Linked DNA regions of Mus musculus: region 2 is linked to region 1. The links are chromatin loops, found by intact Hi-C in ENCODE. Cell type or tissue: left cerebral cortex. All regions are shown on one strand. Each heading gives the region's core, and the rest is flanking DNA. Links, peaks and the distances in the headings are about the cores only. Region 1 overlaps Cacnb2 (calcium channel, voltage-dependent, beta 2 subunit). Region 2 overlaps Cubn (cubilin (intrinsic factor-cobalamin receptor)).

What was found. Hi-C counts contacts between places; a loop is a spot of excess contacts. Peaks named below come from ENCODE experiments on the same cell type or tissue, not always from the same donor. Only the 100,000 strongest peaks of a DNase experiment are listed, where the experiment ranks them.
Region 2: it touches region 1 in a loop (6-fold over the local background); 6 of 42 quality-filtered maps call a loop at or near these places.

Annotation. Positions count from the first base shown.
Region 1 is chr2:14,699,204-14,707,544 of GRCm38, reverse strand. The region is part of intron 2 of Cacnb2 (calcium channel, voltage-dependent, beta 2 subunit); the gene reads right to left. Among named protein-coding and RNA genes, the nearest start is that of Gm13269, 64 kb to the left of the region's middle. In left cerebral cortex, for the core only: a CTCF peak has its summit at 4,098 (motif pointing right); a DNase peak (open chromatin) is centred at 4,109.
Region 2 is chr2:13,273,193-13,281,533 of GRCm38, reverse strand. It overlaps Cubn (cubilin (intrinsic factor-cobalamin receptor)), which reads left to right. Exons shown (of 67, transcript NM_001081084.2): 65 at 1,293-1,458; 66 at 2,937-3,172; 67 at 4,699-5,196. The coding sequence ends at 4,806. All of the region lies in intron 1 of Gm13270 (a long non-coding RNA gene), which reads right to left. Among named protein-coding and RNA genes, the nearest start is that of Gm13270, 5.8 kb to the right of the region's middle. In left cerebral cortex, for the core only: CTCF peaks have their summits at 3,332 (motif pointing left) and 5,470 (motif pointing left); a DNase peak (open chromatin) is centred at 3,268.

The sequences.
Region 1 (8,341 bases), core at 317-8,316:
GAGGCATAATATTTTAAAATAGTTATCACCTTCTACCTTTTCACTGTTTTTTTTCTACATGTGTGTTGCATGGTGTGTGTGTGTGTGTGTGTGTGTGTGCACGCGCACAATTCAGAGTTGGTTCTGGGGGTTGAACTCTAGTTGCACAGTAAATACTAAGCAAGTTTATCTGCTGAGCCATCATGCTGGCTTTAACGATTCCTGTAGAAGCTGTCTAACCTTTCTACTATCCTTATAAAGAAGCATTCTTCCTATGGTTTGTTGACTGTCCAATGCTGTTTTCAAGTCATGCTATCTTTAACTCTTTAATTAGTTTTGACACAAAATATGGATCTAATTTTAAGTTACTTAATTAATTATACCACTATAATTTTATACTGCCTGTTGAAGAACTAATGTTCTATTGTTTCATTATTTACACTATTACATTTTACATACAGTGAAGGCCAAATGAGATTTCAATTTTATAAAAGGGAATTCCTTGTTTATGTATTTATTCTAAAATGAACCTGTTTCATTTATTATTACATACATGAGAGTATTTTAATTTAATGAATGTTAAATATGAGGGTTGAATGTTGATATTCTCCAATATATTTAAATATAGTTTGTTCCTGAATATTCTATTCATTGTTATTTCAATATTAATACAAAGACCCATCTTCTTGCTTGGCATGTTTCTGTTTCAAATATAACATAATTCCGAAGCTCATTTTAGTCAACACTACTATTTTTACAAACTTTTCAAAGTAACTTCCTTGGCTCTTCTTGGAGAGACAGCTCAGGGGTTAAGAGCATTTTCTGTTCTTCCAGAGGACCTACAGTCTATTCTCAGCGACCATATCACCAGCTCCAGGGCTCCAATACCCTCTTCTGGACTCAAAGAACATTGGTACTAATGCATGCACATTCTCACGGATATACATATGCACACATAATTTAAAAAATTTAAAACCCAAATCCTTTTAAATGTGCTATAAAAGAAAATTTACTAGAATTTGATATAAATTAAAATGATCAAAAGAACATGTATGTTCCCAGGTTAACTTTAAAACTGAATTAGCTATAGAAATGTACAGTATAGTTAGGGGGACAAATTCCCCTTTGGTTTTTAACTTTAATTATACAAGTTAGTGTGTACATTTTATCTAAAATAATAGTAGAGAGGTGGAACAAGAGGGATGGGAAGAGGTGGGGAGGGAATTGGAAAGAGAGGAGAAGTGAGAACACTCTAGGGGGGATGATTAACCAATGGGAAAGGTGTCTGAAATGCCACGTGGAGGCCAACTATCTTACAACCCAATCAAAATATATAATAAGAGGAGATAGCAGAACACGTGTGGTATGGAAGAAGGGGTATATTTGGTAGTGAAGGTTTAAGCAGAGATGGAGGGAAGGGGCAGAGGAATGAGGAAGGAGCAATTTAACCAACACTGAGGATTTATGAAAAAGCCTTATGGAAGCATACTAGTTTAAAAAATAACAACAAAATGCTCTTTAAAATCTATTTAAAAGATTTGATTTTCAATTGCATGTACGTATATGTGTTTGTGTACGGTTATGGCACTTGAGTGCACGTATCTACAGAAGTCAGAAGCTAGTACTGGATCACCTAGAGCTGGAGTTAGAGTCAGTTGAAAGCCATCTGGTGAGTGTTCTGGGAACTGATCTAGGGTTCTTTCGAAGATCACCCCGAACACTCTGAAGCATTTCTCCAACTCCACCAGTTTTAGAATGAAGTTTGAATGGAGGTACTCTGCATGGGTGAACAGTGCAAGACGTGAGTTATCAAATGATAATTATGGGCTAGTTCCCTGTAGGTTATCAGACAAAGAAGCACACAAGGCCTGCAAAAGCAACACCTGCATATCACTGCTCTTTTTTGTCTACCATAAGTAGAGAGTACTGGAGACACTACACACTTTGACTGCAGGAAATAAAAAATCAGTCTTGAGCATATTAGGAAGATAATTTCCTTTTGGCTGGCTAGCGTTCACAGGGATAGGAGGTACCATGTAGGCTGCCAAGGAAAAACACATCAATTGTCTTTTCCAGGAGTAGACCCTGCAAGCTACAATCTTGACCTACCATGGAGGATACATGCACTGGTACAATAATGGGATGGCTGTTTGGAGGTAATTAGCATCTTTTAAAATAATTTATGTGTATTAGTGTTTTTGCCTGCATGGGTATATGTATACCATGTACCTGAAAGTGCCAGTGACCTGAAAGTAAAAGAGGGCACTGTAGCCCTTGGAACTGGAGTGACAGCTGGTTGTGTTCCTCCATGTGTGCCTTAGTTAGGATTTCATTGCTGTGAAGAGACACTGTGACCATGGGTGTTATAAAGGACAACATTTAATTGGAGCTGACTTACAGTTTCAGAGGTTCAGTCCATTATTATCATGATGCCACTCATGGCAGTGTGCAGGCATACATGGTGCTGGGGAAGGAGCTGAGAGTTCTACATCTTGATCTGAAGGCCTCTAGGAGAAAACTATCACTATCTTTTAGGCAGCTAGGAAAAGGGTTTCTCAAAGCCCACCTCTACAGTGACTCCAACAAGGCCACACCTCCTAACAGTACTACTCTGAATGGGTGAGTAGTATATTCAAGCATATTGAACCACAACAATGTGGGTGCTGGGAACAGAACCAAGGTCTTCTGCAAGGTATCAAGTGCTCTTAAACGCTGAGTCATCTCTCAAACATCACTTTCTGACCAGATCTGAGCCTTGTTCCACGGACAAGAATTCAATCTGAGGCTGTACACTTAGGTCTTTATTTGTTGTGATTTTGGTGGGTTTTTTTTTTTTTTTTTTTTTATTGGTTTGGTTTCTGGATATAAGGAGAGAGGAAGACAGCGACCAAAAATGACTTGTAGTCTAATGGTTTCTATAACCAGATTGAGGAGAGAAGTACCTTTTGCTGTGAGACAGACACAGAAGGAAGCATGTTTGGAAGAGGTACAGTCACAGTTCAGTTTGAGATGTGTAAAATCTGAAGTGTCTAAGAAAATCTAGAGATATGCTAGGAGTTGATCCCGTATGAAAGCCTGTAATGATCCATCTGCTTTTTCTCTTTTTGCCCTAACTTTCCCAGGACAGACATATTTCTAAAATCTAAAACTGGGCAGGACCCCTTCAGAGTGCCTTACACCACATGGCTCTTCAGGGAACCTTAGGCCTCTATCCACATAAGACTTTAATCAAAAGCTGGGCTATGTTCTACATACAACAACAACAACAAAAAAAAACCCAACTTAGCTATTTGAGTCACTGTGAAGTGTTTGAAACACATTATTTGGATTGTAGACTAATACTGTCCAAGAGACAGTCAAATAGAAGCAAAGGAAATGTCAGGGAGAATGTGTTTGAAGACCTTTTTCGAATTTCAATAAAAATACAGTGTGTGCTGTGTTCCTTCAAAGCACAAACTATTTCCATCCTCCCAGTCATTCAACCTTTTATGAAAATATTATGAAATATGAAGTATGAGGCATTTAGCCTCTCCCATTCATTAATTTCCAACATTCTTTTCATAAGAGGTTACACAAAAGCCATATGAGCTGGGCATGATAGTTTATGCATGCCTGGAATCCCAACATTGAGGAGGCAGACACAGGAGAAACATTTCACATTCAAAGGCAGCCTGTGGAACACCACGAGGTCCAGGCCAACCGAGGCTAAAGACTCAGGCACCATTTTTTTTAAAAGTCCAAACCATCCCCCACTAACTTCCTCACTAAGTGTGAATATATTGTTGCAGCTGTTGTAGCAGTTAGCTAAAATACAAGAGGAATATGCATGGCTGCCATCTTACGTACATTCTGGAAAGGATTCCAGGTCTCACACGCTGTATACTGTTATTGGAGACAGACGAAAAGGTCAAGATTTGGGAATAGGTGAGTGTAAAATTTAAATTTTTCTAGAAGAACTAAGATGGAAGATTCATGTGATTTTTTAGAACACTTTCTTCTTTTCAACCTAGAGTAAATTTTTTAGAACATTGTCTAGATAGGATGGTAATTATATTCACCACTCATACTCAAGGGCTCTGTCTTTTCTATGGTTTAAAACCAAGTTCTTTGTTAGTCATATTGTTGCCACTAGGTGGCAGGCTTTGCTAAAGAATATTGCAGCCATTTTCAGGAGGTTTTTTTTTTTTTTTTTTTTTTTTTGAGTCAATGCCTAATCAAAGCATTTAGATTACAGCTGCCACCAAATCTTAAAATATTTCCCAAGAGGTCACATTACCTCTGTAATTAAAAAGTAAACTCACAATTTCACAAGCATAGATTTTAGATAGAATCTAAGTGGGTCTCTTTCATATTTAGGCATCCATAGACCAAACGAAGTAGAGTTTTTGGTGGTATAAGCACTGATAGCAGGCAGGCTCAGGCTTAGGTCTGTGCCATCTCTTCCCTTAGTCCTTTTCTACTCTGTTCTGCAGGGGGCTGTTACCATTATCTGAATCAAGCTCTCTGGCACATATTAAAGCATTCATGCAGAAATTTGAAATCCCTACAATTTTATGTTAGTTCACTAATGAGACAGCATTTAAGTATAATCATTTTAAGTGACCCTTTAAAACATCTCCAAATGACCCATTGATCAGTGAGGCACAGCATAGGCCATTATTCTTCTCAGCCACCCACCATAACTAGACAGGAAGAGCGTATTGCTGAAAACACCACACAATTTTGTTGCAGGACATAGAGAAATCAGTCGTAAACTAATGAGGAAACTTTCCCTGCTGGCTAACTTTCATACTGTTGCTAGATGCTATCTAAGCTACTGGGGGAGAAAAGACATAAATGGCCATATCCAGCATTGGAGCCTGTATACTTCAGTCCCAAATGTCCAGGTAAGTTGTGCCCATTGGTGCATCATAGCTTGATGGTTATGGGGGTAACCATTAAACTTTTGTTTGTATTTTAGAACTCTTCCACAGGAGGGAATTCGTGTACCTCTAAGGAAGATACTGTAAGGCTGGTGAAAAGCCCATGGCTGGGGATGCCATTGGCCCTAGTGGGTAGCCTCCTGATGTTGTTTCACTAAATGACCACACTTTCAAACTACCTCCTCGGTACTTATGCTCAAATCCATAAATCTGTAGACCTGTCCTTTTTCCCCCCCAACACTGGTCCAAAAAGCTTCTTTTCCCAGTGGGTAGTGAATGATACAGAAATTCACGATTTGTCAAAGCACTGAGTAATGTGTGTTCACCTGTGCATGACTCATCTATATCAATCTCCTAGTTGCACCCTTGGGGAATATCATGGAAGAGCAGGAGAAAAAGACTTTTAAGACCTAGAGATTTGAGGGAACTGTTGCAAAGCAATGTCTCTTGGGCATGATGGAGCCATTGCACAGATGGCTATGGCTGTCATTACAGACATGTAGGATATCAAGGTCATCAAATATTCAGCACTGGCCAGGGAGGAGAGTTATAAGAATCCCAGATGAGAAGGTACTGACAGTTGAAGTAGGTTGAGGAAAAGAAGTCACTGTTCTTTGAGGATGTGGTCTGTAGCAGTTTGCGCATGGTCCAGTGGATGGTCTTACACGTATTGTATATGGCCAATGCTAATAAGATTCAGTGGGGAGTGGGGAGTAAGTATAAGAATAAGAATAACACTGGACATGAAAAGAAAGACACAGGATGATGTGGTCAATGGGTCCTGGGAGGAGTTGGAGTGGTGTAGTAGGAGATGGATAAGATCAAAATACTTTGTATATATGCATGTGAAATTTTAAAAATATTATTAAAAATAAATAAAATGGTTCTTTAAGAAAGTGTAGCCATCGGGCTCTGAAAGTGAACCTACTATCATTACTCTGCTTAGATGGAAACAGTATCAGATTATCCTCTATATTAGTATCTCTTTGTCTAAATCTCATTAGAGAATATTCTTTGTCCAGTGAACAATGTTAATGCAGAAATTCACAACTAGTTAAAGTGTAGAGAATCTGTGTCTTTGGAGTGCTCAGAAAAAAAAATCACACCTCTTTCTAAGGCTTAGGAACTATTTTGGAAGAGGCCAGAAAAATTGTAAGAGTTAGAGGTTACAGAAGACTGGAGCGAACCAGTGTCTTCAGAACATGATAAGACCATTGACTCATGACCTGACAGCAGCTGTGCTTGCCTATAGAAGACTTGTACAAGATGAAGCAAATCAACATCCTAGCATGGAGTAGGAAGAGGTTCATGAGCCCATGCCCTAACTGAGGAATAATGGACATTTATGGCTTCTGGAGCATAGCAGAAGAGTCAGTTTCCCCCAAAGATATAGCTCCTGATAGGTTAACTATGATTAAGTGGATGGCCCTATACCCAGAAATTTATTGGCAGCAAAACTTGGAGTCAATAAATTATAAAAACACAAAAGAAGGACACATAGTTGGAGGGGTAGAGAAGTGAGGGTGGGTCTGGGAGGTGATAGGGGAAGGAATCGAGGGATATATATTATCAACATGCGTTGTATGAAATGATTTAAAACAAATCTTATAGTATTGGGAATTTTTGTTTTTTGTCTTTGTTTGGTTCATATGAAATGGAAACTATATTAGAAAACTGTGGAAGCATCATTAATCACACAAGGAGAAAAATGAAGTAGCTATATAGGTTTGTCATAAGAAAATAAGACCTGAGGACCCACAGCAAAGTAGACCCTAAGACTCTGGTTTTCTACATTGTATTTGAAGTGCAATTTTATGACATCTTGGATTAGGAGCTATCAGAATCTGGCTTTGTTAAGTGATGGTTAGATTAGAATTGGAAGGAATTCATGAAATGGTGCCAAGAATCTGCAAATCCAGACTCTAATCATGGTTTGGATTCTAGCATATGATATGCCAATTGTGAACTTGTGTCTAGGGTGGATATGGAAGCCATAGAATGTCAAATGCAATGAGGAGACTTGTTTCAGAAAATAGCCTTATATTTTACATCCTAGAATCAGTGTACAGTTGGCCCTCTTTCTAATTGGAAGATTTCTAGAGGTCTAGATGAGTTGAGTTCAAACTAGGAGATTCTGCCAGCTACAAAGAAAGTGGTGACAAGCATGGAGCTAAAGGAACCTTCAGCATCTTTTAGCCATGAAAGTCTCTGTGGATCAAGGCCAGACTTTGTTGCATAGCATAAGATGGCCTTCCCTGCTAACCTTTGACCATCATCACTGATTAGAATTCCACTGTGCCTTCAGACACATCACAGTACTGTAAAACCCCAGCACAAACACTTCAGTAGTGTTTGCTTGGTCCTCAGTACAATTCCATTATGATATTGTGGAATCTCCAAGAGGTAAGGTCTAGAGAGACATCCTAAGTGGCATGTACTTTCCTGGTGGTGGTGGTGGGGATTTCACTTCCTTCCTCTTTTCTCTTTTTCTTCCAGACCATGAGGTGAGAAGTTCTGTTTTGCTATGCATTTCTTACAGATAAATTATCTCAGCTCAGGACCAAAAGCTATGAGGCAACAAATCAGATTAAAACCTCCAAGACTGTGAGTCAAAAGAAACCTGTTGACTTTGTAATGTGATTGCCTCTCAGATATATGATACAGTAACAGAAATTTGATTAACATGGGTATACCACTCCGCCATGGGTCCAACCTCCTTTCTGAGCATCATTTGGCTCCTCAATTCCCATCCTTGCTCTCTACAACCTACATAACTCTTTCAAGGCAAAGACTTCATTCAGGTAAGTCTACCTGTGCTCATTTCTAGGAAACAGTGATATGAATGGGTGCTATATGATGAAATCATAAGGCAATAGAAAAAATCTTTCTCCCACTATCCTGAAAGCCAAAGTTCCACATCAAAGAATCATCAGAGCCATGGTCTCTCTGAAGCACCAGAGAAGGATCTAGCTCATGCCTTTTTAAGCTCTTGGGTTTTTTGTTTGTTTGTTTGTTTGGTTGGTTGTTTTTTTTTTTTTTTCAGTAGTCTCTAAAGTCCCTGGGCTACAAGATCTATTAACCCACTGTCCTTTCCATCCCAACATGCCCACTTCTTTGTATCTATGTCACTATTTTCCTTTCTGATAAAGGCATCAGTCATACTGGACAGGGCTCACCTTGATCAAGCACAATCTCTTCTTGTTTTTTTGAGACAGGGTTTCTCTGTGTAGCCCTGGTTGTCCTGGAACTCACTTTGTAGGCCAGGCTGGTCTCAAACTCAGAAACCCACCTAACTCTGCCTCCCGAGTGTTGGGGTTAAAGGTGTGTATCACCACCGCCTGGCCCACAATCTCTTCTTAATTTAATTTCATCTGCAAAACTCTTTCTCCAAAAGGTCACACTCACATCTATGTTCTATAAGAAGTAAGGAATACACAATT
Region 2 (8,341 bases), core at 1-8,000, 1.4 Mb after region 1:
ATTAGCAGAGAGAGGAAGCTACTACACAGGCCTCAGAAACACATCTGCCTCTGGAGCTCCAGGAGAGACTCTGAAGGGAGCCCTGGTGTTCTATTACTTTAGCTATGGTGGGAATAGAAGTCTTCCATGAGGATTCTAGTGCATTTCTAGCAGGGAGGGCATGGCTAGGCCCTACCTGTGAATATGCCTCCAACTCCCCTCTCCAATGTACATGCTTCTGCATAATTCATGAGCTATGCCTCATCCTTCTCAGAAAAGTGAATGTGGTAAGCTCTAAGCAGTGGATCTCTCCTCCCCCGATCTCGCAGAAGTGATTTAAGAGAGGATCCCCAAGGAAAGAAACTCAATGTTGAGAGTATGGGGGGCGGGAGCGGGTCAAGCCTTGTAGCGTTCTTAAATGTGTCAGCTATCCCACGTACTGGGAGGGAACTGACCAGTCTGTCCTAGCCAGAGATGTTTTGTTTAAACATTTAAGAGAAGAACCAAGAGTGCATCACTTGCCATTGCCTAGGTATAGAAAGAGCCTCGCCAGCTCAGATGCCCAAGTAAATGTGCACTTCTGCAGACTGCAGTGACTCTAAAGGCTAGCCAGATTCTGGACTATGGAACGATGAAGGGAAGTGGGGTAGCTTCTCACATTGAACATGTACACGCTAACAGCAGCTCTTCATGCAGGTCTACAGGGTGAGGAATATTATAGGCACATGGAGCCATTTACTTTTCCCACAAGGAAAAGATTTGTTTTTGATCTTCGGTGTTCTTTGTTCATTGTGGCCACTTTAAGCTTTCCAGTGGGAAGCATCCTTCCCCCGGCCCCCACTGTGATCCCAGGAATAAAGTACAACTGGAAACAGGCCAAACAGTGGTGCCCCTTCCCCCTTGAAAGTCCACTGTGCATTCCTCAAAATGTGTGCACACATAACACTCTGTAGGATCATGGCACCGGCTAGTATATCACAAGAATGTCAGTATTTCTGAGGCTATACTTTATCAGATATTTCTAAATCCCAATGCAAATGGCGAGTGCTGTAAATTCTTATATGTCTTCATCTACAAATACTTGAATATGTAAAGCCCCATTTCCTATTCTGGAGTCTGAGTGGCCTGACAAGAATAATGGGAGTCTCAGGCTAGCTTGGGCTAGCCCAAGCTAGCCCAAGCTAGCCCGAGCTAAGAAGGTGATACTGTCTCAGAAAACAAAACCAAAACAAACCTACTGGATTTACCTCACGTGTTAGTGATGAGCTGAAACAGAGGTGATCGGATGGGTAACCAATGGTGGGTTTTCACAGGTAAGAAATGGCAGCAGCAGCAGTTCACCACTGCTTGGCAAGTACTGCAGCAACCTGCTGCCCAACCCCATCTTCTCTCAGAGCAATGAACTGTATCTGCACTTCCACAGCGATGACTCAGACACCCACCATGGATATGAAATTATCTGGGCCTCCTCTCCTACTGGTAAGATGCTCACTCTGAGGGAAGCTCCTGTGGGCTGATGGGGTGTCCACCACAGGAAATAACATTACAGGAAATAGGAATGCGGCCTTCAGCACATTAGGTCTGCGCCTGATGATTTTCTGTTAAAGACGCAGATTTCTTAACAATGAGAGTACTGAATTTTCAAAATCCTACAATTATTTATCATTTCTTTGATGTAAAAGACTGAAATTTTCATATAAAAGGTCTGACAATGTAAACATTCCATGTAAACATTATTTTTGTTCTTCGGATGGAATACCCAGGAGTTCTCTTTGAGAATTCAGGAAATGAAATCACAGGACAAGTCAGGGCCAAATCTGTGTGTGTGCAGGCAGCTGGCTCTATCCACAATGAGCAGCGGGCTGCACATGTGACCGTGTGTATGCACGTCTCATGGTATGTGTCTATGAGAAGCTCAATCCTTCATGGTTCCTATCATTTGGTGGCAGTCCTGTGTCGTAATTGCTACTTCAGGGTGATAAATGTCTTCTTGAATTTTTGGTCCACTGTTCATTAAATAGCAGGGAATTTAAGTCACATGAACACATTTAGATCGAGAAAAGAGGGATACCTCCAATACTTCAATTTTATAATATCTGGGAACCTACAAAATAAAAATCATGAAAGGAATCTTTTAAGTATATTAAGGGATAAGAGAGGGTCCCATTCAATAATCACAGAAAACAAAATCTACACACGGAAGGAAGCCCAGTCATTAACTTCCCTGATTGGTGAAAAGGAGGAACCGATGAATGCATTGGCCATGGCCGCAGGCCTGCACATGAGGGAGTGAAGCCGTAAGCCACTCTGACCTACATAGTAAGAACTGATCTTGAAGAGAGAGGGAGAGAGAGAGAGGGAGAGAGAAGGAGAGAAAACTCCATGCTCCAGGAAACATGGCTAACTCTATCTTTACACGGGAAGTTGGTTACTTGAGGAGAGACTTTGATCTTGGGACCCATAGGCACCCTGTTGCTATTACACACCAGAGCCCCCACAGAAAGGTGACCCTGCTCAAGGCATTGTACCAGATTTAGAAGTTGAGAAGGTCTTAGAACTGCTAGAGTGGGCCTGATGAGTTTTGTTGTAGCATCTAAGCTGTGACGTCAGACGTCAGTCGTCAGTCTGGGTGTGCCACAGAATGTGAGTTGATTTTCGCAGTCATTAATATTTTCTATGCTCAGGGAGTCTGCTGTACCCTCAAAGCATGCAGATGGAGACTTTTCTCTTGGGGTAACTATTGTATTGTTTTCCAGTTTGTTCCTAGCTTGAGGTTAGCAAAGAATAGTCCCGGGGGAATTACCTTGGGTCACAGCCACTGGGAAAGGACTATCCAGTGGGGATGGGCCCGGAGGGGCTCTCAACCAAGAGGAGGGTTTCCATGTTGGGCGCTTTCTACCTGTGTGGGAAAGCAAGCTGGATGCTAAATGGAACCTTTGTCCATTCTTTCTTTGCAGGCTGTGGAGGGACTCTTTTGGGCAACGAAGGTATATTAGCCAACCCTGGCTTTCCTGACAGCTACCCAAACAACACTCATTGTGAATGGACCATCGTTGCTCCTTCTGGAAGGCCTCTCTCTGTTGGGTTTCCCTTTCTCAGTATCGACTCTCCAGGTGGCTGTGACCAGAACTACCTCATACTCTTCAATGGTCCAGATGCCAACTCACCACCCTTTGGACCGTTCTGTGGCATCGTGAGTAAACAAACAAGCTATTTTACATTTCCACATGTAAAATTTCACATGTGATTTTTTAAACAGTGACGGTAACGGTAACTACAGGCACATGCAAACCAAAAAAAGAAAAAAAAAAGTTGTAATTCAGTGGCTTTCTATTTTGGGAGTATGAGCACCATCTAGTGGCAGATATGTCATATTACAGTTACCACTAAAAGCTACAGAATCAAACCTTACCAGGGAGTTAGGGCACTGTTTTTAATTTTTCTCCTCTTTATTCGCACGGCCCTTTGAACCAAACAAGGCAAGAATTATATCACTGGATGTCTAGAGAATTAAAAAAATATAAAACTTATTTTAAAGCTTGTAAGATTTTATTTTTAGAAACATTAGAAAGTACATCGTAAGTTTAAAAGTTTGAGAATTCTATGTATTCACCACTTACCTTTCTTTGAATACATATACACATTTGCATATTTGAGCACACGTATTTTCATATCTGAATGCATACACATATCTGCATCTTTTAAACTGTTTATAACTTACCGATCCTCCACTAACACCTTCCCACATTAATGAAGAAACTTTTTTGATGTATTATTTCCCATGTACCTGAGTGCAGCCTGGATTACTAAACAAAGCCTCTGGGTTTCGAAAGTAACTTCTCCCCAACTATATCCACCATTACAGCTCTGGGGAACATATCTTAATATGGGAAAATCAGTTACATGGGGAAAGAATTTGATCTTGGGACCAGTAGGCACCCTGTTTGCTATTATATGCAGGATAAAATGAGAGATAACTTTGTTATCTTTGTATGGCTCCTGTGTGTAGATTTGAGTACCTTCCAAGCAGTCAGATCTATTTGAAGCCACAGTTGGCAGCCTGTGCTGCAGGAAGAGTTCACTCTGGACTTTGTAGATGAAGGACAGAGGCGCTGGAAGGTGGATGACTCCCTCTTGTAGCTCAGTGTCATCTCAAATCCAAGGAGATAATGGATACGCTGTATCCATTATCAAAGTATACTCCTTTCCATATGTAATGAGTTTTCCATTTATTTTATTAACATTTCACAATGTTAACCTATCATATAAAGCATAAGAATAAAAGAAATAAGAACTAAACGCTAAGGTAAAGCGCCAGCAGCCTGGCGGTTGTGTGTGGGTCTGCATGTGCTAACACCAGCAGCCTGGCTGGGGTGGTGTGCATGCGCTGACACCAGCAGCCTGGCTGGGGTGGTGTGCTTTATGGCACAGCACTGATGCGTGCCATTGTTCACATTAGTTCAGATACACAGAAGATAAAAGACCAGTGAGGCCCACCATTACCTCCCCAACCATCGCCTTGCAGCCTTCTGTCTCTGGAGGCATTCTGTTGTATTAATTAATGCACTAATTATTGGTGTGTCACAGTTAGAAATATATGTTGCTTCACTCTTAGAACTTCTATAGAGTTTCTATAGGTAACACTTTAAGTATGCTGATATTTCTAGAAATATGTTTGATTTAAAAAATAACCTTTCTTCCCCTCCTCCTCAATTGCAGGACACTGTGGTAGCACCCTTTCATGCTTCATCAAATCGGGTCTTCATAAGATTCCATGCGGAGTATGCAACCGTTTCTTCAGGATTTGAAATAATGTGGAGTAGCTGAATCGGGAGAGCTGTGTGTAACCCCTCTGGCTCTGCCCCGCGCCGTCAGACGCAACCCGCAACCCTGCCCAGAACTCTGTGGTTCTCATCCCCATCTCTGCCCACGCCATCAAACACGGACTGAGCTTCTATGGCCTTTACAAGAGAAAGTGTATGACCAATTTTTTTACATTTGGTGTTCTGAAGGCAGAGCCTGGTGGTGTTCCACTCAGGTGTACATGCCATCCTTACTGGATGCACCATTTAGTGGAGACCTTTTAAAACGTTCTTTAAAGGGTAGAAATTATCCTGGCACACTGATGTACATTTCTAAAAGTTGGTGATACAAATAGCTGTATGGTTTCCACTATACAAAAGTCAAAGTACGGGTAATAAACATTTCTTAAAACCATACAGTTCCATTGTCTCCATTTTTAACCCATTGCGATCAGGTTTTCACTGTGACGTGCGCTCGAAGATTTATTGTGGCCTCTGAAACTGCTTCCCAACACGAACTCCGACTTCTCCTCCTTGGATTTGTTTCCATCACACTGAAAAGGGCATGGTGGGCCATGCAGTAGGAGCATGTGCAGTACCACTCACTTGGCAGAAAACCAGGAAGTGAAGCACTTTAGCGCCCCAGTTCCTCCTGCCCAGGCTTTTATGGCCTCCCCAAACAGCGCCACCAGCTGGAGAACAAAGGTTCTGCAGCCCCCCAAACGGCTACACCAGCTGGCACCCAACTAACTGTTACAATCCAATAGCCATGAGGGGGCGGGGCATGTCAGATTCAAACCACAGCACACTAAATTTTCAGAAAAAAATCAGCCTTACTCTCCATTGCACAGCGACTGTTCCTCTCTTTAGCTTTGCACACACCTTTCTCACACAACTCAAGCCCTGGTATTCTGCATAGCATACTGCCCACATCATACAGAAATGCATCATACTTCCAGCCTGGTAGTTACAACTCACACAGGCCATCAGTTCTTATTCTATGTGTACTTTATTTAACAACTTCATGTTACCTTTCAGGCCTTATTTCAAGCTACTGCCGTAACAGACAAGAAACCCATGAATATTTGGTTGTAAAAGCTGGCTGTCTCTGTTTAAAAGGTGTTAGTAAAAGCAAATTCTCAAAGAAATAATGTTCCAAGAAGGATCATGCTCTAGTCCTGAAGCATATTTTGTGTATTTCTATTCAAGTTAAGCCAAGAACACAGAGCATTTTTGTAGACAGTTATATTATTAACAAGCATAAAAAATGCACAGACCCTTGCATATGCCAGCTCGTCCCTGAGCGGTGGGGATCACAGTGTGGTGCAGTTGTGTATCAGAGTGTGTCACCTCAGGTGCCCTAGCTCTGCAGCTTTGTCAGGACTGAGAGCATCCTACAGCATGTTGTTGCCTCCAGGTGGGTAACTAAGAGTGGTACCCACTACTTCACTTCCAGGAGGAAACCAAGTGCTTTCAGAGATTGCCACCGTCTCCAGCAGATCAGACAACTTCACAGAAAGAAACTTAGTACAGGTTAATCACGCTAAGCAAAGTCTTAGAGACTTGCGCTGAATGAGAGTGTTGCTTCAGCTGACTTCAACACTCAAATACTGAAGAAATTGTTTCTGTAGGGAACAGAGCGGCACCAATGAAGTATCATCGTAAACAGCTCTGCTTCCCATTAGCTATGCATATATCTAAAGTGTGTGGATAATGCTGTATTGGAAATGTGGTAAAGCAATGGGTAACATCATTAAATCCAAAAGACCCCGACAAGCTGAACAAGGGACCAATTGCAAGAAGACCATGGTGTCATCCATGCATGAGGCCATATTGATCTGGCTTCTGGGAACTTCTCATGTCTTAAGACAGAGCAAGATCACTCATTCACCCCCACAAAGAGAGCAAGCACAACCAGGGTTTTCTTCCTGGTGAGGAGTCCTTTGAAAACTCAGAGTCCATTCCCCCTTTGCTGTGCATACAGAGCTTATGTTTTTGGGGTGGCTACTGTCTGACCACCTAAGTATGTCCCCTCAGGCCTAGACGTCTACCTTTGAAATATTGTAGAGCTTTGCCTCTTTTTTAAAAAAATAAGTTTTCAACTTTAGAATTACATGATAATATTGAGTAAGCGTTCTTCAATTCTATAGTCACACTTCCTGGACATAGTAGTGTGCATCTTGGAAAAGCATGGATCCTTCTCATAGATACTTCGTTCTGTGGAAACCAACTGAGATAAAGCTCTCTCTCTCCAGGGAGGCCCTATCTCCTATTCGCTAGGACAGGAGCCTGTGAGCGATTATTCAGATTCAAATAACAAGGGCTATAAACCCCGAGTACAGTCCGAGAATGAACTTAGCTAGAGGAAATGGATTTGACAATTTTATTTATAGCCAGCCCTCAGAAGATCTGATGATAACCCATTTACAACTTGAGATTTGTGAACACCTGGAATGCAGGAGTCTTGGGCATGCGCTGAGGTCCCCTACTTGTGGGAGCTGATGTTAACTGCATCTGTACAGTGTCGGAATTGAGATAAACTGTAGGACGCAGCTGGTACCTGCTGGAGAATGGTTTGGGATGTGGAAATGGCCTCCTCCAGCAAGTTTTGGCAGTATAATGTGTTGAATGTTATAAGAGTAGCAAAACACAGTTTATTTTTTCCTTCTCTCCAACAAGGGTAAAACTAATTTCTAGAAAATTCAGAGAGTGGATGGAAATGTGTTGATAAAGGTGTTAGCATTCTATCTAAACTCCACCCCACATTTACCTGGTAACAGCCAAGTATGCTCCTCCCCACAGTTACCTGGTAACATCCAGGTAGGCTTGACCCACTATAAAAGGGGCTGCTTGTCCCCTCCTCCTTCTCTTGTTCTCTTATCTCTTGCTTCTCTCTTGCTCTTCCGTTCCCCATTCCCTTCCATTACCCATCTCTCTGAGTGCTCATGGCCATGGGCCAGCCTCTACTTCTCTTCTCTTTCTCTTCCTCTCTCTCTCTTTCTCTCTCTCTCTCTCTATCTCTCTGCTACTCTCTTAACTCTCCTCCCCATACCTTGAATAAACTCTATTCTATACTATACCCTCGTGTAGCTGGTCCCTTAGGGGAAAAGGATGCCTCTGCATGGGGCCACTGAGACACCCCCTGCCCCCCATGCCTCACCACACCCCCATAGAATATACCCCCTTTTTCTTTATCTTTTTATAAACACATCAAAGGGGACTTGTTTCCCCAGATAATTTCAAGACAGGAGCACAACGGAGATGGGAATTGCTGGTCCAGGAGTTGTTTGTGTGTGTGGCTGCCTGTTGCAGTGAGAGATGGTAAGGCAGGAAGTAGGGGAAGTAGTATAGCTGACACTCATAACTGCCATTCCCCTGCACCAGCAAAGGCAGGTTGGGGATGACTTTCTGCACAGAACTGTACTCTTGTCTCTAAAGAAACGTAACAAATAACTCAGGGAGAAAAGGATGCAGACTTAGACGGAAACAAATCCACTTACAACAGTGAGAGGGGGTCAGGAAACAACACAAATCATGCAGAAAAATCAGCCAAGGTCTTC